Regions from separate parts of the Homo sapiens genome. Here region 1 is linked to region 2. A link is an interaction called in ENCODE POLR2A ChIA-PET data of the cell type or tissue named here. Cell type or tissue: Caco-2. All regions are shown on one strand. Each heading gives the region's core, and the rest is flanking DNA. Links, peaks and the distances in the headings are about the cores only.

The links. ChIA-PET counts read pairs that join two places held together with the same protein. Peaks named below come from ENCODE experiments on the same cell type or tissue, not always from the same donor. Only the 100,000 strongest peaks of a DNase experiment are listed, where the experiment ranks them.
Region 1: POLR2A ChIA-PET joins it to region 2 with 5 read pairs; 2 of 35 experiments call an interaction of 5 or more read pairs at or near these places.

What each region holds. Positions count from the first base shown.
Region 1 is chr11:63,000,776-63,014,436 of GRCh38, forward strand. It overlaps SLC22A8 (solute carrier family 22 member 8), which reads right to left. Exons shown (of 11, transcript NM_004254.4): 3 at 1-48. Among named protein-coding and RNA genes, the nearest start is that of SLC22A8, 8.2 kb to the right of the region's middle. In Caco-2, for the core only: no CTCF peak of the experiment used is centred there; no DNase peak of the experiment used is centred there.
Region 2 is chr11:62,796,005-62,811,418 of GRCh38, forward strand. NXF1 (nuclear RNA export factor 1) reads right to left here and starts at 9,436. Exons shown (of 21, transcript NM_006362.5): 1 at 9,325-9,436; 2 at 7,788-7,974; 3 at 7,415-7,568; 4 at 6,173-6,256; 5 at 5,938-6,042; 6 at 5,735-5,815; 7 at 5,558-5,627; 8 at 5,325-5,413; 9 at 5,090-5,197; 10 at 4,373-4,482; 11 at 2,535-2,571; 12 at 1,314-1,382; 13 at 1,179-1,234; 14 at 456-563; 2 more. The coding sequence starts at 9,352. STX5 (syntaxin 5) reads right to left here. Exons shown (of 11, transcript NM_003164.5): 11 at 10,856-11,624. The coding sequence ends at 11,465. RefSeq lists enhancers at 9,229-9,728, 9,695-9,884, 9,905-9,954. In Caco-2, for the core only: no CTCF peak of the experiment used is centred there; DNase peaks (open chromatin) are centred at 9,103 and 9,517; H3K4me3 peaks cover 2,191 bases.

The sequences.
Region 1 (13,661 bases), core at 10,883-13,382, 210 kb after region 2:
AGACTGGGCCATCTCCTTCAGTTTGTTGGAGTTGCACACCAAGTCCCACTGCACAAGAGAAAGGTAGGGCTAGCCTAACTCAGTGTAGACAGCCTGCTCAGCCATGCTCAGCCTGTGGCCTCATACATGTGGGCTTCCTCTCCCAGCGCCCTGACTTTGCCCCTACCTCCCAAGGACCGTTTCCTTTTTCAGCCCGGCTCGGAGCTCCTTGGGTTTGTCTGTGGCTCTTCGGCCCCTGACCTGCATCCCTCAGGCATGTGTGGCCTGTCATATGGCTCTCAAAGTCCACTCAGCTACCACATCCAGGTCTGGCCTCAACTGCTTCCTCCTCTCCAAGTTGCCTGCTTCCCTGTTTGCCTCCTCCCTGCCCCTCACATAGCCCAGGCCAGTCCCTCTGCGTACCCCCTTGACCTTGCCTTCTCTCCTCTACAGGGACGTTCCTCTATCCTTGCCACCTCTCTTCATCCTGCAGATCCAGTCTCTCTCTCTCTCTGCTCCTCCTCATCAGTATTTAGGTGTGTCCAAATCTCTCCATCTTAAAACCTCTTTCCTTTCCTCATTCACTCCATTTCTCTCTTCCCTTCAAAGCCAAATCCTTTGAACGAGGAGCTGTACTTGCTGTCACTCCATCCTCATCTCCTTTTCATGTCTCACTTCTGCCCCCAACCCATCCACTGAATCTGTGCTTATCAAGGTCACTGAAGTTTCATTTTTACGGCGCACAATGGAACGTCCCTAATCCTGGCCTGGCTTGCCCTCTGGCAGATGTGGATGCTGCTGATCTCGCCCTCCGTCAGGCTTCCTGCTGTTCTGCACTCCTCGTCTCCTTCACAGCTCGTTTCTCTCTGCCTAGTCCTTGAAGCTTTCCCAGGGCTCTTCCTGAATCCTCCTCTCTCTCCACTTTCCCCAGGCGATGCCATCTGTTCCTGCGGCTTCAATTCCTATTTTATACTGAAGATTCCAAATCTACAACTCCAGCCCAACCTATCTTCTGACCCACAGAGGAGTAGATTCAGTGGTCCCACTTGAGAACTCTGCCTGGATAGAGTCACAGGCACATCCCAGATTCAATGGGACTTATCACCCCACTTCTCATTAAAGTCCCAATCTCAGGGACTGGTAACCTTCTCTTTTTAATTAATTAATTAATTAAATTAATTTTTTTTTGAGACAGGGTCTCACTCTGTCACCCAGGCTGACTACAGTGGCATGATCATGGCTCAATGAAGCCTCAGTCTCCTGGGCTAAAGCCATCCTCCTAAGTAACTGGGACTACAGGTGTGCATGACCACACCTGGCTAATTTTGGATTTTGTATATAGACAGGAGCTCACTATGTTGCCCAGGCTGGTCTCTAACTCCTGGCCTCAAGTGATCTGCCTGTCTTGGCCTCCCAAAATACTGGAATTACAGATGTGAGTCACCACATCCAGCCTCTTTTTTATTTTTATTTAAAAAAAATTATATCATTTTTAATTGGCAAATCATAATTATATTACATATATGAAAACAATGTGGTGTTTTGATATATGTATGCAATGTGAAGTGATTAAATCAAGCTAATTAACATCACTTCATTTACTTGACATTTTTTGTGGTGATACTTTTGAAAGTCACCCTTCTAGTTATGGTGAAATAAACAATACATCATTATTCTTGACTGTAGCCATCATGCTGTGAAACAGATCTCAAAACGTATTCCACCCATCTAGCTGAAACTTTGTACCCTTTGATCAGTAACTCCCCATTCCTTTCCCCAGCCCCTTCCCCCCGAGCTTTTGGTAACCATCATTCTACTCTCTACTTCTGTGAATTGGACTTTTTTTTAAAGATACCATATATAAATGAGATCATGCTGATAACCCTCTTGATTCCTTCCTCCCTCTCCTACTCCACAATCACTTGATCTTCAAGATTCTAGCTTTTTGATATTTCTTGAATCTGGATTCTTCTATTTCCAATACTACTGCCTTAGTGTAGGCCTCATCATCTTGCACTTAGATTAATAATGACAACTGATATTTATTGAGGGTGTTCTAGGTACTGGGCACTGTTCTAAGCTCTTTCCATGTTTTAACTTTAATCTTCACAATAACCTTATTATGTAGGTGCTAATATCATGCTATTTTACAGATAAAGAACCTGAGGCCCAGATGAGGCTGCTGCAGCAACCTCTTGACAGGTCTACTGGACTTCGGCCTCATCCCTTCCTAGCCATTCTTTCCCTGATAACCTGAAGGGCTAAAACGCCACTCAAATCAGGTGCCTGTCTTGCCTAAAGTGCTCACTGGCTTCTCCTTGCCCTTTCGGTAAAGATAATGCCCCATTAACATGGGTTTATGAGGCCCTCCATGCTCTGGCCCCTGCCTACCTGTCTGGTCTAATCTGCTAATCCCCAACATGCACCCTTTGCTCCAGCCATCTGAATTACTTGTGCGATGAAGTGGAGAATTTAATTCAATAGAAATGCCTCACAAGAATGTTTTGGAAGCAAAACATTCCAAAAGGTGAAGAACCAAACATTCCAGGGAGCTCTTTCTCACTTTCCTCAGTTGGAAGTGAGGGAGAATGGTGGTGGATGGAATCTCCGGGTCCTACAGCTGTCTCAGAGTGGCCCAGCATGGCCAGCAAGCCTGGTGGTCCGTTTTAGTTGGGAAGGGGGCCTGCATGGTATGTGTGTTGGGAGGAGATGGAGGAGGGACAAAGGTAAAGGAAGAAGCAAGGGGGTGTGAGGTGGAGGAATGTGCAAGGGGCCATCTAGAGAGACTTCTGGTACTTTGTGGCATGCTGTGTAAAGTCCCTTTAGGAAAATCTAAAGGAGAGACCTACTGTTCACCTAAATTCATTCACCCCTTCTTCCATAGTAAATAGCACATTTCCCTGATGACCTTGTACTGAGTGGGGCCATGTAGTTCTTGACAATGGAATGTGAGTAGAAGAGATGTATGTTACTTCCACCTCATTTGCTTAAGAGGGATTCCCTAGTCTGGACTTGCATGCTTTCTTCCCCTCCTGTTGGTGGGAATGGTGACAACTAGAACAACTCTGGAGAGTTGCTGTCAGTCTGGGTCCCTGAATGACTCTGTGAAGCAGAACCACCCATTGGCCTAAAATGCTACTCACCTTGGAACTGTTACATGAGAAAGAGAAACACTTCAATATTTTTCGAGCCATGAATTATTGTTGTTATAATAACCTAGCCTATCCTGATACATCCCATAAGAAGTTGCAAATGGAAATTAGATTTTTATCCCAACCTCCATGATAATTAGTGCCTTAAGAAATCAATAATCTGTTTGGATCATGAGAAGGTCAATTGTCAGACCTGCTTGGAAGGTTTCAGGCTGCTGTCCTGCTCCACCATCTGAGACCAGATCTGCTGGATCTTGGTTTCTACCATGATACTTGTGATCATGTAGGCTTTAGAATAACTGTCATGAGCTGGTTTCTACCAGAAAATTGAGCAATTTACAGAAAATATCATTCCTGGAATAAACTTTTGAGACCTGTTTAGAACATGCCTGAATCCTTACAATGGCTTACGAGGCCCTGGAAAATCAGCCAACATCTTTATCCCTGTCACCTCTCTGCTCTTACCTGCTACTGCCCTCTCCCTCACATACTCCACTCTCGTTGAATTGTTCGCCTTGCTGCTCCATAAACATTTCAAGCATGCTCCTACCTCAGAGTCTTGGTGTATGTTGTTCTCTTTTTCTAGAATGTTCTCCCAGATAGCTACTTGACTTGCACCTCCTTCAGATCTTTGCTCAAATGTTATCTTCTCAGTGAGACCTCCCTATTTACAATTATAACTCCCAGCAGCCTATACCTCTCTACCCTACTTAATTTTCTCAGTAGTGCTTATACCATCAGAATGCTGAATGATTTTCCATCTTTTTGGTTTATTGCATGTTTCTCTCCCAAGAATATCAGCCTGATGAAGATAAGGCTTTTAGTCTGTTTTGTTTACTACTGTACTTTCATTATCAAGAACAGTATCCGATACATACTAGGCACTCAATACTTGTGGAATTGAATGTGTGAACATTCCACAGAAAGAACAGAGGGATTGAGAGCCTTAGAAGTTAGAGATCTGCCAGTGTCTACATGAGAGGTCATAGGGCCCACACTCCAAATGCTATGTGCCTCATTTCACCAGAATGAGTGCATGTCAATATGGATAGTGTCTAGGCTGTATGTGCTGAGGATATAACCACACGCCAGTGAGCAGGAGAGAAGTGTTTTTTCTTCACAGTCAGACTGGGAAACCTACTATGGAAAAATTGTCTACTGGAGGATTATCATCCTTCAATGACATTTAGAAGCTTGGAAGGAAGAGTGATTTGTGGTTAAATATTTTTAAAAAATTGAACTTCAATTGCACTCTAAATTGCTCCCAGAGATTTCATGGTTAATGAAGCACATCAGAACTGATGAGAAAAATATGGCCATGGCTTCCCTAAAGATCAACACAAATCTGTTTTCCCTGAAGACCAACACAAATCTTCCCTGAAGATCAGGAGAAAGCTTTGCAAATAATGCCATAATAACCTTATAAAGTAGGTACTCGTGTTATTTCTTTTTATAGACAAAGAATCTGATCTCACAGGGTAAGTGGCTTGCCCAAGCATGGCTTGGTTCATTTCAAGACAGAGACTGAAACTCAGATCTGAGATCTGCAACTGTTATGGGTTGACTTGTGTCCCTCCAAAAAATACATTGAAGTTTTAACTCTTCGTGGATCAGAATACGACCTCATTTGGAAATAGAGTTGTTGTAGATGTAATTAGCTAAGTTATAATATGAGGAGATTATACTGAGGTAGAGTGGGTTCTTAATTCACTATGACTCGTGTTCTTATAAGAAGACAAGAGAGAGACACATGGGGATGTTATGATCCACAGAGGCAGAGATTGGACTGATGCGTCTACAAGCTGGGGAATGCCAAGGGTTTCCGGCAACCACCAGAAGCTGGCAGAGGCAAGGAAGGATTCTTCCCTAGAGCCTTTGGAGAGGACACACCAACACCTTGAGTTTGGATTTCTAGACTCCAGATCTGTGAGACAATAAAATCTGTTGTTCTGAGCCACCCAATTTGTTGTGCTTTGTTATGGTAGCCCTAGGAAACTAATATACGGCACGATTCCTGAATATTTGAAGGAACTGCTGGCTTTATAAGGGGTGATTGGAAGAGGATTGGGACTAGACAAGCATGGCAATGAGGGAACCAGATGTGGAGCAAATGGGAGAGATTTTTAAAGGCATCCTGGAATTTCTGGGAGAGAGGAAGGTATTTAGAGAGAATTTTGGCATGCTTTCTGTGCAAAGACCCTAAGAAGGCCCTTTTAAGAAAACTTAGGCTAGATGTCTTGATTATTACTCAGGGTGTCAAGAGTGTGACTTGTGTTTCCCTTGACTGTGTCTCCATGGTAGTCTGAGCCATGCAAGTCCTTGGATTCCATCAGGTTACACTACAGAAGCTCCATGCTATTGCATTTCTCTTTGCTTTGGTGCTGGTTATGATCCCCTTATTCTAGTAGTGTTGGCAGTCCTTTGAAACTCATGTCAATATCGTCTTTTTGGAGAGCCAGGAACTTCTTTTATGGTCGTCTGGCACAAACAGGTGGTCAATAAGTGTTTGTCAGTTCGATAAATGGATAAGAGTGTCTAGCCGCCCAGGGTAGGTAAGGTGCTCCTCATTTCCCTTTCTTGTTCTTACCTCCAATAGGGCACCTATTACATGGCATTCTAACTGCTTATTCACTTGTTTGCTGTCCTGTATTCTGTAATCTTGCTGAGGACTGAGAATGTCTCATTTGAGTTTTTTTTTTTTTTTTTTTTTTTTTTTTTTGAGACAGAGTCTTGCTCTGTTACTCAGGCTGGAGTACAGTGGTGCAATCTCAGCTCACTGTAACCTCTACCTCCCAGGTTCAAGTGATTCTCCTGCATCAGCCTCCTGAGTAGCTGGGATTATAGGCATGCGCCACCATGCCTGGCTAATTTTTTTTTTTTTTAGTAGAGACAAGATTTCACCATGTTAGCTAGCATGGTTTTGACCTCCTGACCTCATGATCCTCCCGCCTAGGCCTCCCAAAGTGCTGGGATTACAGGCGTGAGCCACCGCGCCCAGCCTTGAGGTTTTATCTCTAATAGCTAGCAGAATAGTTGCTACATAGTATATGTTAATGTTTCCTCAACAAATAATTAATGAGTGAACAGGGCTGGGAGAATTTTGGCATGCTTTCTGTACCAAGACCCTGAGGAGGCCCTGTTAAGAAAACCTATAGCAGATGTCTTGATTATTACTCAAAGTGTTGAGTGTGACTTGTGTTTCCCTGGACTGTGTCTCCATGCATAGGCTGTGCCACTTGGAGTCCTTGGATTTAATTATCCTTATTTTACTGAGGAAGCCCAGAGAGGGAAGAAAGGCAACTTGTTGGTTGAACAGAGCCAGTTACTCAACCTCCTGGTGGTTCTGTTTAGTCCTCGGCATGACCTTGGCTGATCCGTCTCATCAACTTTTGGCAATTCCACATAATGTTCTTGCTCCCAGTATTCTAGTTCAGTGTTCCTTTTTTTCTTACTCTGTCTCCCAGGCTGGAGTACAGTGGTGCGATCTCGGCTCACTGCAACCTCTGCCTCCCAGGTTCATGCGATTCTCCTGTCTCAGCCTCCGGAGTAGCTGGGACTACAGGCACCCACCACCATGCCTGGCTAATTTTTGTATTTTTAGTAGAGACGAGGTTTCACCATGTTGGACTAGGCTGGTCTCAAACTCCTGACCTCAGGTGATCCACCTGCCTCAGCCTCCCAAAATGCTGGGATTACAGGCATAAGCCACTGCGCCTGGCCTAGTTCAGTGTTCTTGACCATCTTTTTCCTTTCTTGGAATGTAGCCGAGCCCCAAGGGAGCTGGGTTCTGGAAGGAAAGGGTAGGAAACTCACTGCCATGCCTTTCTGTATGGGCTGATGCATCAGGAAGGTGGTGGGGAAGAAAGAGAAAAGCACGATGCTCAGGAGAAAGCTTTGCAATTAATGGCGTAATAACCTTATAAAGTAGGTACTATTGTTATCTCTTTTTATAGACAAAGAACCTGAGGCTCAGAGGGTAAGTGGCTTGCTCAAGCATAGCTTAATTCATTTCAAGAAAGAGACTCAAACTCAGGTCTGCTGGACCCAAGATGCTACCCTTGGCCCTGAGCACAGCTCCTTGATGCCTCCCTGCGTGCCGTGCTCTGAGGCCTGGGCTGCTGAAGGAAAGGCACCATACACGGGAGCTGTTACTGTGAGCCACTGTAAGACAGCATAGCCCAGCATAGGCTGGGATTGTGGTCAAGGAGGCAGTCAAGGTCAGAGCCAGATAAGCTGCTCTGACATCATATCCAAAGTGTGAGCAGCAAGAAGTGAGGCTAGGTGGCCCCTGCAGAGCATGAGGCAGAAAGTGGGCTGTAGAGAGTCAGGACGAGCCATTTGTGATCAGGACCATGATCAGCAGGATGGGGCCCTGCTGTGTGTGCGGGGAGCTGGCTGAACCAGGAAACAGCCTGCCTTAGTTCAGGGGCCTTTTGGAGCTAGGTCAGGTCTAGCTTAGGGGAGAATTGCTGCTGCCCATGTGCATTCCTGGATCCCTAGAGGAACCTGTGCTGGGGCAAAAGGACCAGAGAGGATGAGCCAGGTATCTTGGGGACAGTCAAAAAGACATCAGTTTCCAGCTCTGCCACTTAGGAGCTATGTGTTCTGGGGCCAATTACTTAACCTCCGTGTGGCTCAGCCTCTTCATCAGTACCCACAGGTACCTAGTACCTGCTTCTCAGGCTTGTGAATGACATAGGAATGAAAAGCACCCAGCACTTATACCTGGAAAACAATAGGCACTCAATTCACAATAGCTGTCTTATTATTATTGTCACTATTAATGCCATTAAGTCATTGTAAGGCCTGTGCTCACAGGGACAGCTCATGCAGTAGAAAGGGCATGGATTCTGTAGTCAGGACCTCCCAACACCCCCCGTCTTCTGTAAAAGCTTGACCCACCATCATGTCTGGGAAGGCCACCTTCTGGATCTGAGCCCGGTGTATTCCTCTGTAAAATGGGGACAATAGTGCCTGATTTGCAGGGTCACGAGAGAAGGGATGCAAACACCAGCCCAGGTCCCTGCGTACAGTGGGTGCTCACTGGTGAGTTCCTGATCCTGGAGAGCTCACAGGAAGGTCCCACCTCCTCCTGCGCACATAATCAGGGGCTTTCTCGGTCAGGGCTGTCAATAGGGATCAGGCTGGCTTGAAAAGTGGTTTGGGTGGGGCTCTCAGGCCTTTTCCCAGGAGTCAGATTGGAGGCGAGGAAAGAGATGGAGGAGGATGAGCCCCCGGCAGGGCTGAGGGTGGGCAAATGGGGGTGTGAAGCAGAAGTGCTGCTGGAGATGAGAGATGGGCAACTGGGGACTGGGGATTGGGATGAAGGAGGGTCAGAGGCGGCTGACCAGAGACCCGGCAGGGGACCCTCCCAGGGTGGAAGTCTGCTCACAAGAGGCCTCACTGGGCAGCCTCTCTGCTTCTCCAGCAGCTGACCTGGGGCCTCCTTGGAGCAGTCTTCCACCCTGGAGAGGGTGGGGGACGGGCTTCTTGCAGCCCTGGAGACAAGGCAGGGAGGCTCAAGGCCCAGAGACGAAGCCCAGGGCCCTTAGAGAGATGGGTCTTGCTCATCCATGGCCAGGCCCAGGCCCTGAGGCCCACAAGCTGAGGTTCAGTGGTGGGGACTATGGGGTACGTGCCTCTCCAGGGAGCCCAGAGTCCAGAATTCGTGTTCCCATGCTTTCTAGACTTAAAGGCCTTTGTTTCCTCTTAATGTCCTAGTAAAGCTCATTCTGAAAAATCCTGACCTTCTCTGCTGCACCAAGAGAAAGGAATTTGTGGTCACCCCTGCCAGGAAAGCTTAGGGGATCAGAAGGGGGAGGGAGACCGCCTCCACTCCTGTCCAGACCCAGTGCTGGGCTTGTGCACTCCACCAGCTCAGCCCTCCAGCCCTCTTGCCCCCTCCAAGAGGGACCCTCCTTAAAATCCCCATTCTACAGATGAGGGGACTGAAGCTGGAGTGGCGAGGTCACTTGCCAGGTTGCTGACTGTGGGGGAGGAGCTGGATCTGAGCAGAAGAGGAGGGCCAGGCTGAGGAGGGAGGCAAAGTCAGGGCCTGGGTGAGCTAGAAACAACTGTGAGAGCTGGCTCCCCTTTTTACCAGGGGATCCCCCTCTCTTGTGATGGGGACAAACCCTCTAGTTCTCAGACATCCCTATTAACAACAACAGCAAAAAAGCATGGCACCAGCAAGGAGTGCAGCTAACATGAAGATGGAATGCTGTGTGCCAGGCCCTGGGCTCAGTACTGTGCTTGCGTTATCCCCGTTCACCCTCACACTTGCTTTCTTAGCCCTTTTTACGGATGAGGAATCCGAGACTTCTAGGGATCATGATATTCCTGATCATTGGCAGAGGCAGGTTGTGAGCTCTGGTTCACGATCCCACACTGTTTGCGAGATGGCCCCTTGCTTCTACTAACAGGTGTCACCTGGACTGATCTCGCTCTTCACCAAATACCCTGCCTTCCTCATTACCACCCTCTTCACCTGGAGCCAACGCATCGGTTTCCCGCCTCTGTGTCAGAGACCTACTTCTAGGTAAGGTCCAGCTACTGCTCTTCTCTAGCTGAGGGGCACCAGAACCTGACCCAAGCACATGGAACTGGACTTGTTATGGCTGAACCACAAACAGAAAGATGAAAGGGTTCTGCCCTTGCTGTGCTGGTACCAGTGTGGCTGGCTGGGTCCAGCCACTAATGCATTAATGGCCGGGCAGGGACACTTCCTAAGTGCTCTCACAGCTGAGAGTTCTAGGGATCTGGCACCTGATGAATGCCTGGGCCAGACCTGACCCAGAGAAGGGTGCGGTGCCCTGAGGCCTGGTGACCCCCGGCGTCCTGCTGGGATGGCGGTTCACACTATCTCAGCTGCTGAAATGGTGACTGGGAACTGGCTCAAGCGTGAACTGATGCTTGACTGGGTACAAGACCTGCAACCTCTCTCTCCGTCTGGCCTTTCTAGAGGCTTCTCGAGGGGTTTTCTGGAAAGGAAGCCACTTCCCAGCAGTGAGCGGTGTCTACATCCCTCCCGTCTGTCTCTCCCGCCAGGCTCTGAGGGGGCAAGTCCTTCATTCAGTGTTGATTGAGCACTTGCCATGCATCTAGTCCTGTGATGACAGGGTGGGTGAGAGAGGCACAGTCTCTGCCCTGGAGAAGCTACTAAAGGCAGGGAAGGAGGATCTGTGATGTCCCTGGGCAGCAGGGTGCACAGTCAGCCTCACGGATTGTGGGTTGGGGGTTGTGCATTCCTGAGGAGCATAGGCTCTGGAGCCTGACTCCTGACTTTGACTCCCCACTCCATCCTGTATGAAACGTGAGGCCTTGGGCCAATGACCTGTCCCTCAGTTTCCTCATCTGTGAAATGGGATAAGAAAGGTGCTAACCTTAGAGGGTTATTGTGAAGATGAAATGAGTTTATGTGGCCGAAGTGCTTAGAACCATCTGGCACAGTGTGAGCATGCAGTAAATGTTATTGTGATGGTGATTTAATTGTTCTCTGTGAGATTTTTGTTTCTTTGGCTAGGTTCTGTGTTTTTGGAGGACATGGGCGGTGGGTTTTACTCCTCTTTGTCTTCCCAGGTCTCAGGTGCACGGCAAGTCACCTGTACATTTGGAAACTTACTTATGGCTATTGAGGCATCTTTGACTCCCTCCCTGTCCCTCACTCCCTGCATCATTCAGTTGCATTCAGTTACCAGGTCCCAGAGACTCCAACTTCCTGGCCTTCCTGGTATCTATTCTGACTGTCCCTTCTATCTGTCGTCTTTGTCCTGGATCCCTGTGCAGCTTGCTAACGGGTCTCCCTGCTGCTGGACTAAAACACTCCACAAACTACCCTCTAAGGGGCAGTCAGAGTGACGAGCCTTCGAAGGTGACCTGTGGTGTCACTCTCCTGCTTAACACCACCACAGTCACTGGCTCCCCATTGCCCTTAGGACAAAGGCCACACCTTTACCTCTGTAGCATCCAAGCTGGGCCCTCTTGCTGTCCTCTCTAGCTCCATGTCTGGGGACCTCCATATCCTACTGCTCACTCCTCCAGCCTTCCCCTGGAAACTGCAATCTTGACTTTTTGCTCTCTTTTTCTTTTTTTTTTTTTTTGAGATGGGGTTGTCTTGCTCTGTGCCCAGGCTGGAGTGCAGTGGTGTGATCTTGGCTCACTGCAACCTCCGCCTCCTAGGTTCAAGCAATTCTCCTGTCTCAGCCACTTGAGTAGCTGGGACTACAGGTGTGCACCACCACACCTTGCTAATTTTTATGTTTTTAGTAGAGACAGGGTTTCACCATATTGGCCAGGCTGGTCTCAAACTCCTGACCTCAGGTGATCTGCCTGCCTTGGCCTCCCAAAGTAGCTGGGATTACAGGTGTGAGCCACTGCACCCGGCCTTTCTTCTTGCTTCTGTGCCTTTGCATTTGACCCTCCTTCCCCGCCACTCTTCCTTTTGCCTGGGGTTCACTGCTCACTAACTCTCACCTCCCAAAGTGCTGGGATTACAGGCATGAGCTACTGCGCCCGGCCTTTCTTCTTGCCTCTGTGTCTTTGCGTTTGACCCTTCTCCCCCACCATCCTTCCTTTTGCCTGGAGTGCGCTGCTCACTAACTCCTACCTCTCCATGCCCAGTGTGGGCATTACTGACTCCAGCAAGCCCGCCTCAATCCTCACTCCAGGCTGGTTAGATAACCCTCCCCTGGGCCTCAGAGCACTCTGAGTGTACAAAGCGCATATTCATTCATTCCACAGAACACCTCCTCTGTACCAGGCACTATTCTAGCTGCTGCAGATAAGAGTAGTAAACAAAGCAGCAGAAAATCCCTGCCTTGGGAAACGTGTGTATTCCACCAAACTGCCCATGATCCTTGAGAGCGGGTCTGCGTCTCGCTGGTGGTGTGCTCCTGGAGGGAACGCAGGGCTAGCGGCTCTTCGACTTTATGTCCTCAGTATTATGCACTGGGTGTCAATAAATGGATACTTGATGGGTTTCAGGCATTATGCTTGGTGCTGGGGGGAGAAAGTAGCAAACATGACAGGGAGGAGATATAATCTAGGTATATGAGAGCAGCAAATGTCATGGTGTGGAGGGCAGGTGTGTGTGTTTGGGTCCTGAATCTGCCACTTATTAGCTGTGTGACCTCGAGCAAGCTACTTAACCTCTCTGTGCTTCAGTTTCCCCATCTGAGAGAGAGAATTACAATACAAACTATCTTACAGTGTGTTCAGGAAGGTTAAAAGTGTTAATATCTGTGAAGCTCTTAGAACAATGCCTACCACATAGTAAGCACTTTATATAAAAATATTTGTTAAACAAATGAATAACAATCACACAGACTCTGAACATAGCCCTAAATTCAAATCCTGCCTCTGCCAGGTTCTAGCCGTGTATAACATGGGAAGGTCATGGAATCAAGCTGAGCCTCAGTTTCCTCATCTGTGAACTGGAGATAATACTTCTCTTAAAGAGATTACATCTCCTGGGCCTCCAGGAACCCACAGATGTATAGTGCTTGGCACCAGGTAAGGGCTTTGCAACGAACGCATCTCTTCTCATGAGGCAAAACAGGCTCCTGCCCTTGAGGGGTTCATGGTACCCAAGGGAGGATGAAAACACTGGTCTCTGCTCACTGCTCAGACGCCACCTCCTCCATGAAGCCTCCCTTGAATCCAACAGTTTCTCCCTCATTTGGACCCCCGTAAACATTTGTCTCCCTGTACTTCTTATGGGCTTTAGCTGTAAATTCCAGTTCTGAAACTGACCAGCCATGTGGCACTGGACAATCATTTCCTTTCTCTGGGTCTTAGGTTTTTTATTTTTAAAAATTCTGTAAGGGGAGATAGAAATCACCTTCAACGGAGCATCACGTTGGAATCAAACAAGACAGTGTCTACAAAGCCCCCAAATGTGCCTGTCAGTTAGTGACGCCCAATACATGCCAATCCCCAATTTCTCATCTTCATCCTATCATAGGCTCCTGACTGGCCTGTCAGTTCATTGAAGAGTCTGATTTAACTCTGGATTTCCCCGAGGTGGCAGGTGAGAGAGTCAATGAATCAGTGAAGGGCTGTGGGAATGAGAGGTGAACCCATGAGTGACTGTGTGTGTGTGGATGAGACATTTTCTGGGTCTGCTGTGGAGTGTTTCAAGCCTCCCCTCTGTGCGGTCCCTCCTCCACAGCCCTCCCACCTTGGGGTCTTTGCACAAGACGGACTTTTCCTCCTTTCCCTCACTGCCTGTTTGGCCCTTGACTGATGTTTATATCTCAGTTCCAGGGGCATTTCTGTAGGGAGGATTCCTTCAACACCCATTCCCCACGCCCTCACTCTCACACCCACCCCAGAGGTCGGTCATAGTGCAAGGTCACTTTGAAGTTGCAATTTTACACTTATTTGTGTGGTGTTTTCCTTAATGGGTGCTATCTCCACCGGGCTGTAGACCCCCTGGGAGCAGGCATGGTGCATTTTTGTATTCCCAGAGCTTAGCTCTGTGCCCGTCACAGAACAGGCCCTCAGTAGCAGTTTGTTGAAGCACTGCTTGGA
Region 2 (15,414 bases), core at 8,379-10,878:
CCTATTAAATGCCACCCCCACCCCAATTCTAGGCTTCTGTCAGGCGCAAGCAGGAGCTTACTGTCTGGGCGCTTATGTCTACCACGAAGGAATTGACGTCGTGCTGGGTTTTGGGCAACTCATTGAGGAAGGCAACAACGTTGAGACGCGTGTGCTTCAGCAGCCGGAACCGCAAGGCTGTGGGTAGAGGAGAAAGCTCAGTGGTGCTGCCACACACTCCTGAGTTCTGACTGATTCCTTCCCATGCCCTTTTCCCATATTTTGTTCGTATCACACACTTACTAGGGTCTTTAAGCTTCTTCACATTTCTGCTATCCTTGAAATACTCGGCTAAGCTGCTTCTGGGGGAATAAAAGGAATGGACGTGGTGTTCAGAGCAGTGCTGCCAGCAGGTGTGCCCTGTATCTGCTGGGAAACCCAGTGGTCCCGGGCAGATTCTGGGATGTGATACTAACCGGGCAGGGTTCTGAGGAATGAAAGGAATGCTCAGGGAACAGCAGGCCCCATCATGGTAGGCATCCAGGAGCCCTTGTCGGTCTCCAGAGTCGTAAATTGCATAGTACCTATGGGAAAAACAAAAAAGAAAGTATGGGCTCTGTGGTCTACAGCCATACAAGGACCCAGTAGCTCCCAAGAGTGAGTTGTGGCCGGGCATGGAAGCTCATGCCTGTAATCCCAGCACTTTGGGAGGCTGAGATGGGTGAATAGCTTGAGCCCAGGAGTTCAAGACCAGCCTGGGCAACATGGCGAAACCCTGTCTCTACTAAAAATACAAAAAAAATGGCTAGGTGCGGTGGCTCACGCCTCTAATCCCAACACTTTGGGAGGAAGAGGCAGGTGGATCATGAGGTCAGGAGTTGGAGACCAGCCTGGCCAACATAGTGAAATCCCATCTGTACGAAAAATACAAAAATTAGCCAGGTGCAGTGGCACACACCTGTAGTCCCAGCTACTGGGGAGGCTGAGGCAGGAGAATCACTTGAACCCTGGGAGGCAGAGGTTGCAGTGAGCCAAGATCACACCATTGCACTCCAGCCTGGGTGACACAGTGAGACACTGTCCAAAAAAAAAAAAAAAAACAAAACAAAAAACAAAACAAAAAGATTGATGTGTGCCTGGGTCTGCCCACCATTCCCCCTCAACCTCGGGGTGGGGAGGGGGGACCCTGGGATACTTACTGTTGCAGGAAGTGCAAGACCAGACTCTTCAAGTTTTCTGTTCCAAAATAGCTTCCCTGAAATCAAACAGGTATTAGGAACATGGAAGCAGTATTCTCTCCACACACAAGTTCTTACTCTGTCCATGCTTCCTACCTTGCAGGGCGGTAACGTCGTGGGGGCTTCAACATCAAAGGCAATTGGTGGGGGTAGCTCATGGCCATCCTGTGGAAAGGAAGTAAAAGTTGACAGTGTAGACTGGGCCCAGTGGCTCACACCTGTGATCCCAGAACTTTGGGAGGCCGAGGCAGGCAGATGGCTTGAGCTCAGGAGTTTGAGACCAGCCTGGCTGGACAACGTGGCAAAACCCATCTCTACCAAAAAAAATACAAAAATTAGCTGGGCATGGTGGTGCGTGCCTGGAGTCCTAGCTACTTGGGAGGCTGAAGTGGGAGGATCACTTGAGCCTGGCAGGCGAAGGTTGCAGTAAGCTACGATTGTGCCACTGCACTCCAGCCTGGATGACAGAGCCAGACCCTGTCTCAAAAAACAAAACAAACAAAAAAGAAAGTTGACAGTTTAAACCAGAGAGAAAAAGGCTGGGTGCATAAGTAGACTGAAGAACTAAGAGAGAAGGGTCAGAAGTCAAGTGTAAACGCATCATGAAAAGTATCCAGGGATCCAGGCTGGGCGCAGTGGCTCACACCTGTAATCCCAGCACACTGGGAGGCCAAGGTGGATGGATTAGTTGAGGTCAGGAGTTCAAGACCATCCTGGCCAACAAGATGAAACCCCCATCTCTACTAAAAATACACAAAGAAATTAGCCGGGCATTGTGGCACATGCCTGTAATCCCAGCTACTCAGGAGGCTGAGGCAGGAGAATCACTTGAACCCAGGAGGCAAACGGTGCAGTGAGTCAAGATTGCACCACTGCACTCTGGGTAACAGAGCAAGACTCCATCCAAAAAAAAAAAAAAAAAGGGCCTGGTGCGAGTGGCTCACGTCTGTAATCCCAGCACTTTGGGAGGCCGAGGTAGGTGGATCACCTGAGGTCAGGAATTCAAGGCCAGCCTGGCGAACATGGTGAAACCCTGTCTCTACTAAAAATACAAAAATTAGCCAGGTGTGGTAGCACATGCCTGTAATCCCAGCTACTTGGGCTCAGGAGGCTGAGGCAGGAGAATCGCTTGAACCTGGGAGGCAGAGGTTGCGGTGAGCTGAAATCATGCTGTTGCACTCCAGCCTGGGCGACGAGTGAAACTCCGTCTCAAATAAAAAAAAAAAAAAGAAAAAGAAAAAGAAAAAGAAACCTATCCAGGAATCCTTGTGAGTGAGAGATGCTGTGCTTGTTAGAATGAAAAAATTATGGACTTACCAGGCGTAGTAACTTGGGAAATCGTTCGCGAATGGCGCTGTCAAGAACGGGACAGAAGTGAGTGATGCTTCAGAGCCACCGTGCCTCCTGGGCTGCTCTAGGAGCAAATATACCAAACCCGAGGGACAGCCCATCCCATCCTGCTCATCCCTCCACTCCCTCCCAGCCTGTGCTCAGGGAAAAATGGCCCCCACTCCCCACCTGACCCGGGGCACCCAGACATGGACTGCCTTGAAGGCTGTCTCTTTTCTCTCTGCCTGACCCTGAGTGTCAAGGAGCAGTACTCCAAGCCCAGGCTTTAAGCCCAGGACCTCTTTCCCCTCCCTGCCCCCCTTACCTTCCACCTACTCACCTGTGCAGCCCCGGGAGGAGGGAATGGGGTGGGAGCCCAGGGGCTCCGCTGCCTCACCAGGTATCCATCAGTTCTGCCAGGTCTGGCTTTGGCCAAGACCCAAACACACCACAGGGATGGCACAGGATGTTGGGGCAGGGAGATGAGCAGGTGGGGCTCAGGAAGAGGAGAGGCAAAGGAATAAGAAAGGAAAAGGAGGAAAAAGAGAAAAAGGCAAGATGGGGCAGGGGCAAGGGAGAGATGGGGAGGTATAGGAGACAGACAGAAAAAGGAAAGAGAAAGCAAAGAAAAAGAGAAAGAACTACAAGGCAAAAAAGCATCTAGAAAAATGAGGGAGAAAAGGGAGAAAGACACCCTGACACAGCCCTTTCTTTCAGCTGCCCCATCCCTGTGGTCCAAGGTAGAAATGAGAAACAAATCCTTGCTGTGGTGAGTGGGCACTTGCTGTTGGCCAGGTCTCTGTCTGCTACCTGGGTCCCGATCTGAACTGGGCGTGGGAAGCAAAGCAGCCATGGGGGCAGGAGACCTCCCTCAGAAGGTGTGAGGGTTCAGGCCCCTGTAGGATTGTGGGGGTGAGGGTCCATGCCCCACCTCTGTTGCCCCCAAGTTCTCTCCTGATGGCCCCTCTGCGACTGTGCCTGTCTTAGGTTGTTCCTTCCCTGAGGAATCTTACCCGTCTCTGGCTAACCAGCCATCCACCGGGGCCAAACAGGGTGACGTGCAGTGTGTGAGTGAGGGAGAGGCAGCGCCCCCGAGGGGGTCAGTTCTCTGTCTCCTTGGTAGCCTATGCCCCCGTGGCCTCCACGCCCAGCACCTGCCTTGGGATTCCCTCGCCTGCTGGCGGGGCCCCAGCTCTGGTCACATCTTGGGGAACCCAGGTTTCTTCTTCAGGGAGAGCCCAGCTCATAGCACTGGGCAAGAGAGACAGATTGCATGCCACCAGCCCCTAGGAGGCCTCAACCTCAGCATGGACAGCAACAGCCCTGGGCAAGTGGATCCTGAGAAAAGGGTCCCTCTTGGCGCAAGGGCAAGAGGGGCCATCACAGTACAAAGGAGGGAAGGCCCATCTCAGTAGGAAGTCCCAGGTAGGGAGGGCTTCCTCAACCCATGGACACCAGGCTCTTGGCACAAGGCAACCCCATCTATAGGGTATGTACAAGATACCCTCTGGTTAGAGTAGAAAGGGGAGATGCCTTTCCTGGAACAACAGGGTAGGGAGATTCTAGAAAAGGTTGTGTTCAGGAAGAAAGAGAAAGGCCACAGACCCAGCAAACAGATAGTCAAGTCAGAAGAGAAGAGAGAACATCTCAGGACAAAGCTGGAAGACACAGACAGACCAAAGTGGGGAGCACGCGATCCTCTCAAAGGACAGGTGGTTCCAGCTCAGGGCTGCACATCTCCGCAGACGGGCCCTGGTCAGGATGCATTAGCTCAGCCTCCCAGGGGGTGAAGGTCCCCAGGAGGGGAGACACAGGCTACAACTGACCTGATGTAGGTGGACTGGTCTCGGAAGGTGTCACACAGGGAGTTTCCATCGAGCCAGAGCTCTTCTAGCTTCAGCCCCTTTATCTTGTCCAATTCCCGCTCAGACTTCAACTGCAAAGGGTGGAAGGAACAAAGGGAGGAGACCCTGGTGAAGACAGCCAGCTGGCTCCCCATACCCCCAGTCCCTACGCTTAGCTCTGAGATCTTTTCTAATCTTTTAAAATTTTTTCTTTTTTTTTTTTTTTTGGGACAGGGTCTCACTCTGTCACCCAAGTTCAGTGCCGTGGCATGATCATAGTTCACTGCAGCCTCAAACTCCTGGACTCAAGAGATCCTCCCACCTCAGACTCCTGGGTAGCTAGGACTACAGGCATGTGACATCATGCTCGACTAATTTATTTTTTAAATTAAAAAAATTTTTTTGAGACAGGTTGCTCAGGCTAGAATGCAACGGCACAATCATAACTCACTGCAGCCTTGAACTCCTGAGCTCAAGCAATCCTCCCACCTCAGCCCCCTGGGGCAGCTTGGACTAGAGGCGTGCAAACTCCTAGCCTTAAGTGATCCTCCTGCCTTGGCCTCCCAAAGTGTTAGGATTAGAGTTGCAAACCAGCACATCTGGCCTGAGTTCTCTCTCTTGCCTCTTGCCATCACTGGACAAACTCTCTACACCCTCTACCCACCCCTTCAAAAATATAGCCGAGCTATCAATTCTCACTTCATTTCCAGAAAGGTTTAGGATCTTCAGGTTGGGTGCCTTCTGAACAATGCTAGACATGTCATCCAGCCTGTACAGCCTGTTGTTGCTCAAGTTCAAGGACAATAGCTGTGAGGAGAGAAGAGTTTAGAGGAGGCACCACCAGCAAGTGGATCAGAGACGAATCTGCCCTCCAGCCACTTCCTATCTAACACACCCTGCTTCCTCATGCCTAATACTGGGCCAAAGGCCTTACCTCAGGGATGTTCTCTTCAATGATCCTCAGGGTAGCTGCCATACAGCTTCTGCGATTCAGGACAACGTCAATGTTCTGGGCCACCAAATCTTCAGGAAGCAGAAGGGAAGGAAAGGGAAGACTGAGAGGGTTTGCCCATGCCAGCATTAGCAGTAAAACATCCTCAAACTTTCCCTCCCTGACAGATCCCACCTTATCACCACCTATCTGAGAACTACTGCTGTCAACCATACCTGGGTCTGAACGGAGGCCTTTGAGGTCAAGGGCTTGTTGGGAGCCATCGTATCGTTTGCTCATGATCAGCTAGAGGAAAAAGAAGGGTTTAGTGGTCACTGGGTTTGTGTGTGGGGGGTGGGGGTGTGAGAAGTAGTAAGACTGGGTTGGAAACATCTAATTTGAGCCTGCCTCACCTTTAGCTGTTCTACTTGTTCTGGCTTCAGTTCATTCAGTATAGTGTGGGGTGGAGCAGAAGAGTTGATGATGATAGATATCTGGAGGGAAGACACAGAGGGCACAGAAAACTCTAGGGAAGCCTAAGCCGCAAGAACAAGACCCAGTCCCTGCTCTGAGCACCAACCTCCACCTCCAGCCAAGCCAGGCCCTTTAAACACACCCTTCGGTTCTCCCGATCCAAAATCTTATAGTTGACAGCCTTCAATGCAGAGGCAGTACTGGCGTCTTCAACGAAGAACTGGGCCCGTGTATTCTCATAGTGAAACTACAAGAGGAAACAGGAGCATTACACTGGGAGTCCAGAGCCCTTGGGGAGGGGCATTACGCTGGGAGTCCAGCTTGCCCCTTCACCATCCCTGGTGCCTGGCCAGCCAGCCACTCAGGCCTTGTCTTACCTCAATAGGGGTGAAGGGCACACTGCACTTGCTCTGAATCATGCTCAGGAGCCATGCCTTGTCATACTTTCTGCCATAAGGAATCTAGAAATGAGAGAAAGAGAAAAGAAGGGAATGATAAGTAAGGCTGAATAGCAGACCCAATACAATGCCTTTTATACCTTCTACCAAACTTTTAAAGACTATCTAAAGAAAGGACCAGTACTAGGTTTTCTACTTGAGATACACATAGATTCTTTAACTCCTTTCTGTCTACTTACACTTACTATTTTTTCTTAGTAACAGGGCCTCACTCTGTCACTCAGGCTGGAGTGCAGTGGTGCGATCATAGCTCACTGCAGCCTTCATTTCCTAGGCTCAAGCGATCCTCCTGTCTCAGCTTTCTGGAGTAGCTAGGACTACAGGCATGTACTACCATGCCCGGCTAATTTTAAAATTTTCTGTAGAGAAGGGGTCTTGCTGTATTTCCCAGACTGGTCTTGAACTCCCAGCCTCAAGTGATCCTCCACCTCGGCCTCTCAAAGTGCTGGGATTACAGGCATGAGCCACTGTACCCAGCCCATTTACACTTATAATCTCTCAAAAAAAAATCAATTTTATTTATTCTAAAAGTTCCAAGATATTATTTACACCTTGCCTGCCCCTCAGAGAACTCCAGGGCACTCCAGGGACTCCAAGCCCCACACTCAGCCTGAGCCAAATGAAGACATCCAGAGGAATTACTCCCTCCCCCAACCAAAATTTTCATATTTCTCTTCCACCCCTTCTCTGAACCTGCTCTAAGGTGTTGGAAGATACTGATTCCTAGGAGAAAAGATAGATACTTGAGTGTGGAGTAATCAGATGACAAGGAGAATTTTTGGGCTGGGTGCGGTGGCTCATGCCTATAATCCCAGCACTTTGGGGGGCCAAGGCGGGCAGATCATGACGTCAGGAGTTCGAGACCAGCCTGGCCAATACAGTGAAACCCCGTCTCTACTAAAAATACAAAAATTAGCCGGGCGTGGTGGTGGGTGTCTGTAGTCCCAGCTACTCGGGAGACTGAGGCAGAATAGCTTGAACCCGGGAGGCGGAGGCTGCAGTGAGCCGAGATCACGCCACTGTACTCCAGCCTGGGTGACAGAGCAAGACTCCATTTAAAAAAAATAATAATAATAATTTTTGTGGAATAAAATTAAACATCTCCACTCTCAGCGTGGCCTCCTATCTCTACTGTACCATCTACTTTCTCAAAGTACTCACTGTAATCTTGAACCAGTTCTTTGAGGTCCCATCCTGGCTGGTGCCAGCCCCTCCTCTCTCTGGAGGAGCTCTGTCTCTCCGCACAGTAACATGAATGCGATCTCGATCATGCCAAGTATCACCCCGACGGTTAGGTCGGGTGGTATAGGGGTTGCTGTGGGTAAGCAGAGAATAAAATGACCACAAATGCTAGGAAAGTCTTCTCAAAGGCCTTCCTGCACTGTTAGTGGGACTACAACTAAGACTGTTTAATCACTAAGCTAGTCCTGGCATTTCTCACTCTAACAGGTGGGAAAGGAAATGACATGGACAGTAAAAGGGCCATATAATCTCATGAGCCACTAAATTCAAACCAGACCAACTGGTCACTCACTATCGTACTCGGGGACCATCCTGGGCATCACTCATTGCCACATCTCCATCATCTTCCTCAAGGCGGGAAGACCGAATACCAGAACCGCCTCTTCCAGACCTACGGTTTCCTTCACCATATTTCCACCGGAAGGGACCCCGGCCTTTCTTCTTTCTTTGAGGGAAATTAACGCGTTCATCATCGTGTTCTAGAGTTAGAAACAGGAACACAAATTAGAAGTAAGTAACTGGTCCGGTTTGGTGTGGCAATCATAGCTTCTAGTACTCTGAACTATTGGAAGAGATACATACTAACGACAGAGGCCATCTCCATGCAAACTCCGCTCCCTATCCACAGGAAAGAACCCTCTCTGTGGGAGGGCAGCATCAGGGAAAAGTTACTGGAAAACTGTGTAGGGCTTTTGAAAAATGAAGTAGAAACTGGAATTAGAGAGAAGCAGGATGTAGAAATGTGAGACCCAAAAGTGTAACTGAACACAAATCAGACCTCTGAAAGCCACCTGAAATCTGCCACTCAGTACTTTGTCTATACAGTGCAGACGCCAGTTACAAATATGACCAGTTTAAGGATCCTCTAAAAATTCTCCTTGTTCTCAAACTGCCACTTTGAAGTTTTGTGAGGAGCTCTTCGTTTCCATGGCCAGAAATGTCCTTTAACTCAGGAGACAAATTCTAGACTCAGGCTCTAGTGGCAGTGCCAGGCTAGGGTGCTTAACCAGGGACCCTGGAATGCTCTCCAGGAAGATGACCTTCTGATTCATGCTGTGTAGGACTGGCGTCTTAAAAAAGGTCCCTAACTCCCAAAAGAGGTCTGCCTAATACCCAGCACTCTGTAAACAATGAATCTCAACAAATGACCCTAGGAAAAAAGAACATAGAAGGCGCAGCTAACATTCACTGAGAACTTTCTCCAGTGCCGGCCACTATGCTTCAGGCACTTGATAGGAATGATCTCATTTCCCCTCCCCACACACACTCTTAAGAAATGCTGTTGTTATTCCACATTAAGGGGGTGGAAAACGAGAGTTTTAAATTCACGGTTTCAACCTCCACCACGCACTCCTAACTTACTACAAAGAACTAACACCCAGTGTAGTGTTCAGACTAGAATATCCAGTTGATGTGTAAGTCTCGAATATTAAGCCAAAGCCCAGGCCCGAGAGTTCAAGACCGACTGGACGCAGTAAAAAATAGGGCATCAGGGCAGCCCACGAGCAGGGCACTCACTCACATTAAAGGAAGAGTCAGGCCGCCAAACCTAACTGACAGGCATCAACCACCCACAAAGTTCAAAGGAATCCCGTCACCCTACCCCCGAGCCATCCGCTCCGAGCCGCAGGTCCCCCAACACCAGGATGCCAGCAGGAATCCAGGAGTCAACAACTCGGGTGTCCACCTCGAGTGCCCGGCCCCCCGCGCGCCGCTCCCCGCGGACGCCGGGCCCCTAGCGGCCTCACGCCCCGGGGGCTGAGGCCTAGGCCGGCGCCGCCCACCCGCGCCCCAGATAGCCAGTTCCCGACCCGAAGACCAGCACTTACCGCTGTACGACTTCCCCTCGTCCGCCATGCCACAGCGAAGATCAAGGGCGGGCTCAGGCGCTGGCCGCTACGCCGGCAAACAACCTAACTCCCAAGCGCTCAGGACCGAAGTGTCCCTACGCCGGGCGCCACCGCATTTATACAGCAAAGCACGTCGCGCGCCGCTGACGTCCCAGGCTGTGGGCGGTGCCGCCGCCCGGAGAAAGCGCGGCCCCCTGCGCGTGCGCACACTTAAGGCCGTCGTTCGAGGGGCGGGGCCTGGCCCTCCACGCCCCGCCCAAGACCTGAACTTGCGGAACCCCGGCTGGCAGCCAGCATGTCCCCGCACCTTTTCATCTGTCCGCTGACGCTGCCCTGGCAGCTTCAGAGTTAGTGCTAGAGCACAGTGCTGCCGCCGCAGCCCAGAACTCAGTGAGGAAGGGGGCCGCACAAAGGGCTTCAGAGGAATGGAGACCGCGCCTCCAGGTGGGAGTGATGGCTCAGACCCCTACCGGAATCTAGCCAGTGTTTCAGCTCGGCTCCTTGTCTATACCTCGCTTTCTTCGCCTATAAGATGGATTAACAAATCACGAAGTTGAGAATTAGAATGTGAGCTCGAACGTTGACTAATTAAGGGCTTTTTTTCCTCGAGGGCTTGACTCGGCAGGTACTATGCCTGGCACATGGTAAAAACTCAACATATATTTGTGAAATAAATGAATTTGTGTTATGAATTTCCCCCACCCCGCCCCGCCCTGAGTTGCTGAGTCAAATGATACGACATCTGTCAGGGGTTTGGCGAGCATTGTCTTCACAGACCTTCCATCAATGGCGTCCCCTACTAGAAACCCATCGTGTCAACGGGGCAGACAGTGAAGCTCACCAGCAGTGGCAACTTGCTGGAGATGCCGAGGAGGACATTTTAAAATATCAGGGCCTTGGGCTCTCCTAGACCCCCAAAAGCACCACCACCAGCCCCTGACTGTTGTCTCTATAGCTTCAACTTCCTTTGGAATGTATGAGACAGGGGCACTCGAGTGACCTCAGAATGTGGTTGTGAGTCTCGGTCAGGAAGAACAAAGCACACTAATCTCCCTGGACGGTGGGTATTCTGGGCAGGTGTCTCCATTCTCTGTGACTGGCTTTGATTTGGTGAAGTGCTTGGAGGGAATCAAAAGCCTCAACTGGAGTTGGGAACAAATTCTTCACCTTCCACTCCTGGAAGCAGGCAGAGCTTCTGCCTCGCTTAGCTCAAGGAAGAATTACGGCCAAATAGTTGGAGGATACAGATGAAACAGGTCCAAACACTGCTTGAGATAGTCCTGGAAGTTGCCCCCAATCAGGGACCCCCTCTGGGATCCTGCTCCCCTGTGTGAAAGGAAGTTTCCACGCTAATGAAGTGTTGCAACACTTGGTTCTCCCCTGCCTAGAGGCAGCTGTGTGTCAGAGCCCAAAATAGCCTGTGTCAGCAGTGATACCTGGCAGAGCCATTAGCCCAACCCTTTCAGTTCTGGTACTGGGCAGTGGGCTCTCTCCACTCGCTGCCTAGGCCCTTCGACGCTCCCACCCAGAAATGATGACATGGCTAGTGAGGCTGACAGTCTTGCTGTAATTGGGAGAAAACGAGCTGCAGCACATTTGGCAGATTGAGTCACCAGCAGCCAATGTCAGGGGTTGTGCAGGCAGCTGAAGGGCTCAGGGCTCCCTGCCTCACATGGTGAAAGAGGAAGAAAGAGGTCAATTGGGAAAATTGGTCCCTGGGGCTGCTTCCTCTCTTCACTCACAGGAAGGTGGGTAAGGGCATCATCTCCCTTTGCTGCCAACGCTTCCTTTGGGAGAGGCTGGAGAGGGTTTATAAAAATCTCCTAGTGGAAACAACCTCCCCCACTGGCCCCCAGCTGGCCTCTGCTCCCTTCCAGTCACTTCACAGCAGAGTTCAAATCTAGAACCCTGTGTGTTTCATAGGCCTGAGGGTGGTGGGGGGAGGACAGGGTGGCCAGAGGCAAGGGGTGGGGGATCAGGGGCAGTGGTCATTCTTAGCAGTTCCAGGGAAACAGGGCCTTTCTCCCAAGTACCCTGCACAGGCTCAGTGGCAGCACTGGCCACTTGCCTTCCCAGGAGGGTCCCAAACCCCAACAGAGTGCCTCAGAGTAGAGAGGGTTCAAGCAAGGAAGACCACAAAGATGATGAAGAAGACAATGAGGATGAGGAAGATTTTGACCATGAGCCACCGGTTGGAGGTGACAGACTGGAAGTACTTGAGGATCTCTGAATGGGCGGCCTCAACGTCCAGCTGGGCTCCTAGCACGTTCTCGTCGATCCTGGGGACAAGGCCGGGAGAAGAGGAAACAAAAGGACACTGGATTAAAAAGAATGCTGTTGAAGTCCATTTATTGACATGGAAAGATGGTCACAATATGATCCCATTCTTATATATATTTGTGTATAGAAAAGGCTTTGGAAGGGTACTATAAACAAGTTATTTCTGGTTTGAAAACCAACTCTGCCATTTATTAGCTTAAGACTCTAAGTTAGTCTAACTTCAAGCTTCATTTTCCTCACCGGCAAAATGAGGATAACCCAAACCCTACCTTCTCTCAGGCTACTGTCTGTCTTCAATGAGTTAGTATAAAGTCCCTAACCCACAAGAGCCCCGAAAATGTTAGTTACAATTTTTCCTCATCAGTATTTACATTTTTATCTGGTGAGTATGTATTATATTTATTGTAAGGGGAAAAATGTTCACAGACCATTGCAGTCAGGAAATCATGGTTCTGAGTGAAAAAGGAAAACATAATGACACGGACAGGAAATCAGGGGATAAAAAAAGCTCTATGGCCAACCATGGTGGCTCAGGCCAGTAATCCCAGCACTTTGGGAGGCTGAGGTGGGCAGATGGCTTGAGCTCACGAGTTTGAGACCAGCCTAGGCAACATGGCAAAACCCCATCTCTGCAAAAAATACAAAAATTAGCTGGGTGTGCTGGTGTGACCCTACAGTCCCAGCTACTCGGGAGGCTGAGGTGGGAGGATAGCTTGAACCCAGGAGGTTGAGGAGCTTGATGCTGCAGTGAGATTGTGCCACTGCACTCCAGCATGGGTGACATAGCAAGACTGCCTCAGGGGGAAAAAAAAAAAAAAACACCAAAAAAAAAGGTATATGGACCCTAGTTTTGGCCAGGCTGTAATCCCAGCACTTTGGTAGGCCCAGGCAGGAGGATCACTTGAGCCTAGGAGTTGGAGACCAGCTTGAACAACATGGTAAGACACTTGTCTCTACTAAAAAAATAATAATAAATAAGTATATTGGAGGATGTGAGTAGATTACATGCAAATATGACAAGATTTTATGGGACTTGCGGATGCATGGATTTTGGTTTCCTCTGGGGCTCTTGGAGCCAATGCCCCACAATACCAAGGGATGAGTGTGCTTAATCTGATAGTTAGCACCTTGAACAAGTGATTAAATTGACATCAGCAATAAAAGGGATAACCTCATCAAGTGCCTACTAATGTAATCATCGCAGCACTAATTTAATCAGTGTTAGATTTAATTTAACATTGAACAAAACAAGTTGATGTCATGAAAAATAAAACAAAAGGCCCACTGAAGACACACATCAAATACAAAATGTGAATCTTCCTGGGTCTTAAATTGAAAGAAAAAAGATAAAAACTTTTGTTTTAAATATCAAATGGGGGCCGGACATGGTGGCTCACACCTGTAATCCCAGCACTTTGGGAGGCCGAGGCAGGCCGATCACGAAGTCAGGAGATTGAGACCATTCAGGCTAACATGGTGAAACACTGTCTCTACTAAAAATACAAAAAATTAGCCGGGCATGGTGGCGGGCACCTGTAGTCCCGGCTATTCGGGAGGCTGAGGCAGGAGAATGGCTTGAACCCAGGAGGTGGAGCTTGCAGTGAGCCGAGATCGTGCCACTGCACTCCAGCCTGGGTGACAGAGCGAGACTCCGTCTCAAAAAAAAAAAAAAAAAAAAATCAGATGGGGAAACTTGAACATGGGCTGATTACTGGATCATGTTGGAGAACTGTTAATTTTCTTAGTTTGAAAATGACATTATGGGCAGGGCGTGGTGGCTCACACCTGTAATCCCAGCACTTTGGGAGGCCGAGGTGGGTGCATCACGAGGTCAGGAGATGGAGACCATCCTGGCTAACACGGTGAAACCCCGTCTCTACTAAAAATACAAAAAATTAGCCAGGCGTGGTGGCGGGCGCCTGTAGTCCCAGCTACTCAGGAGGCTGAGGCAGGAGAATGGTGTGAACCTGGGAGGCAGAGCTTGCAGTGAGTGGAGATCGCACCATTGCACTCCAGCCTGGGAAACAGAGCAAGACTCTGTCTCAAAAAAAAAAAAAAAAAAAAAAAAAAAAAAAAGACATTATGGCTGTTCAGGAGAATGCCTTATTATTAGCATGCTGTAGTATCTAGGAATAAAACAGCATGAAATTTGCACCTACTTTCAAATAATTCGGCAAAAGAAAGAGGGGAAAGGCTGAATGTGGTGGCTCACGCCGATAATCCCAGCACTCTGGGAGGCTGAGGTGGGCGGATCACAAGTTCAGGGGTTTGAGACCCGCCTGACCAACATAGTGAAAACCTGTCTCTACTAAAAATACAAAAATTAGCTGGATGTGGTGACGTGCACCTGTAACCCCAGCTACTCAGGAGGCTGAGGCAGGAGAACCACTTGAACCCGGGAGGCGGAGATTGCAGTGAGCTGAGATCTCGCACCACTGCACTCCAACCTGGGTGACAGAGCAAGACTCCATCTCAAAAAAAAAAAAAAAAAAGAAAGAAAAAGAAAAAAAGTGACAAAATGTTAACAATTGGTGGCCAGATCTGGCCAACGCCTGTAATCCCAGCACTTTGGGAAGCCAAGGTGGCTGGATTGCTTGAGTTCAGGAGTTCAAGAACAGCCTGGGGAATATAGGAGACTCTGTCTCTACAAAAAAATTTAAAAATTAGCTGGACATGGTGGCATGTACCTGTTATCCCAGCTACTGGGGAGGCTGAGGTGGGGGGATCACTTGTGCCCAGGAGTTTGAGGCTGCAGTGAGCCATTATTGCGCTACTGCACTATAGCCTGAGTGACAGAGTGTCACCTTGTCTCAAAAGAAAAGAAAAAAACAAATATGAAAACAAAAAAAGTTAGTGACTACAGGTGAAGGGAATATGAGTGTTTATTGTGCTATCCTCCCAACTTTTCTGTAGTTTGAATATTTTATGAGGTGAAAAGGAAAATGACTGAGCAACATTAGATCAGTGGTTTTCACACCTTAGGAAAAATAAGAATCACCTGTTGAATTCTCAAATATAAAAATTCTCAAGTGTCACAACCAGAAATTCTAGGTTGGGGCCCAAGAATCTGCATCCCAAAAAACTTCAGACTTAATCAGTGGTTTCTAGAGCAAGTGCTGAAACCCAGATCCACTGGCATGCAGGGAGGAAGCATATGAATGTCTACACCTATTTTAAAGATGGCATCCTTTCATAAATTTATTTTGTATATGGTTGCCCATAAATTCTACTTCCTTATTTCTTTTATGCTCCAACATACTGTAAAATTGCTACTGAGCCATTCCACTGAAAATACTGGCACTGATCCAATTAATTCAAGCCCCTCCTGACTCAAACACATCCTTACCTCGAACTTTCTTTCTCAGGAGCAAGGAGAAATAACCACTCCTTAAAATTCTTCTATCCCAAGTTCTAAGGACACATTTCTCTCTCTGCTTTCTTCTCTCATCTTCCTCAACCTTCCTCCTCAGTCTGGCCAGATTCTTCCCTTCTCTACATACCCCCTGACTCCATGGGGGATCTGTCCTGACCTTTTTTTCACTTTACCCAGTCTCTGGGTGGTCTATGCCCAGGGTTTCACCAAGAGGCCACTGTCCTAAGTCCTTACCTCTAGCACTGCCTTCTCTTCCAAACATCAGAACATGAAATGCCTACTAAACTCTGTCATTTAGCTGTCCCATGAAGTCTGAGGCACTCAGCACACCCAGAACAAACCTAATTCTCACCCAGCATCAATCCGCTTGCTTCTTCTTATGTTCTCTCCCTGACACCAAATTTCTTGCTGTGACA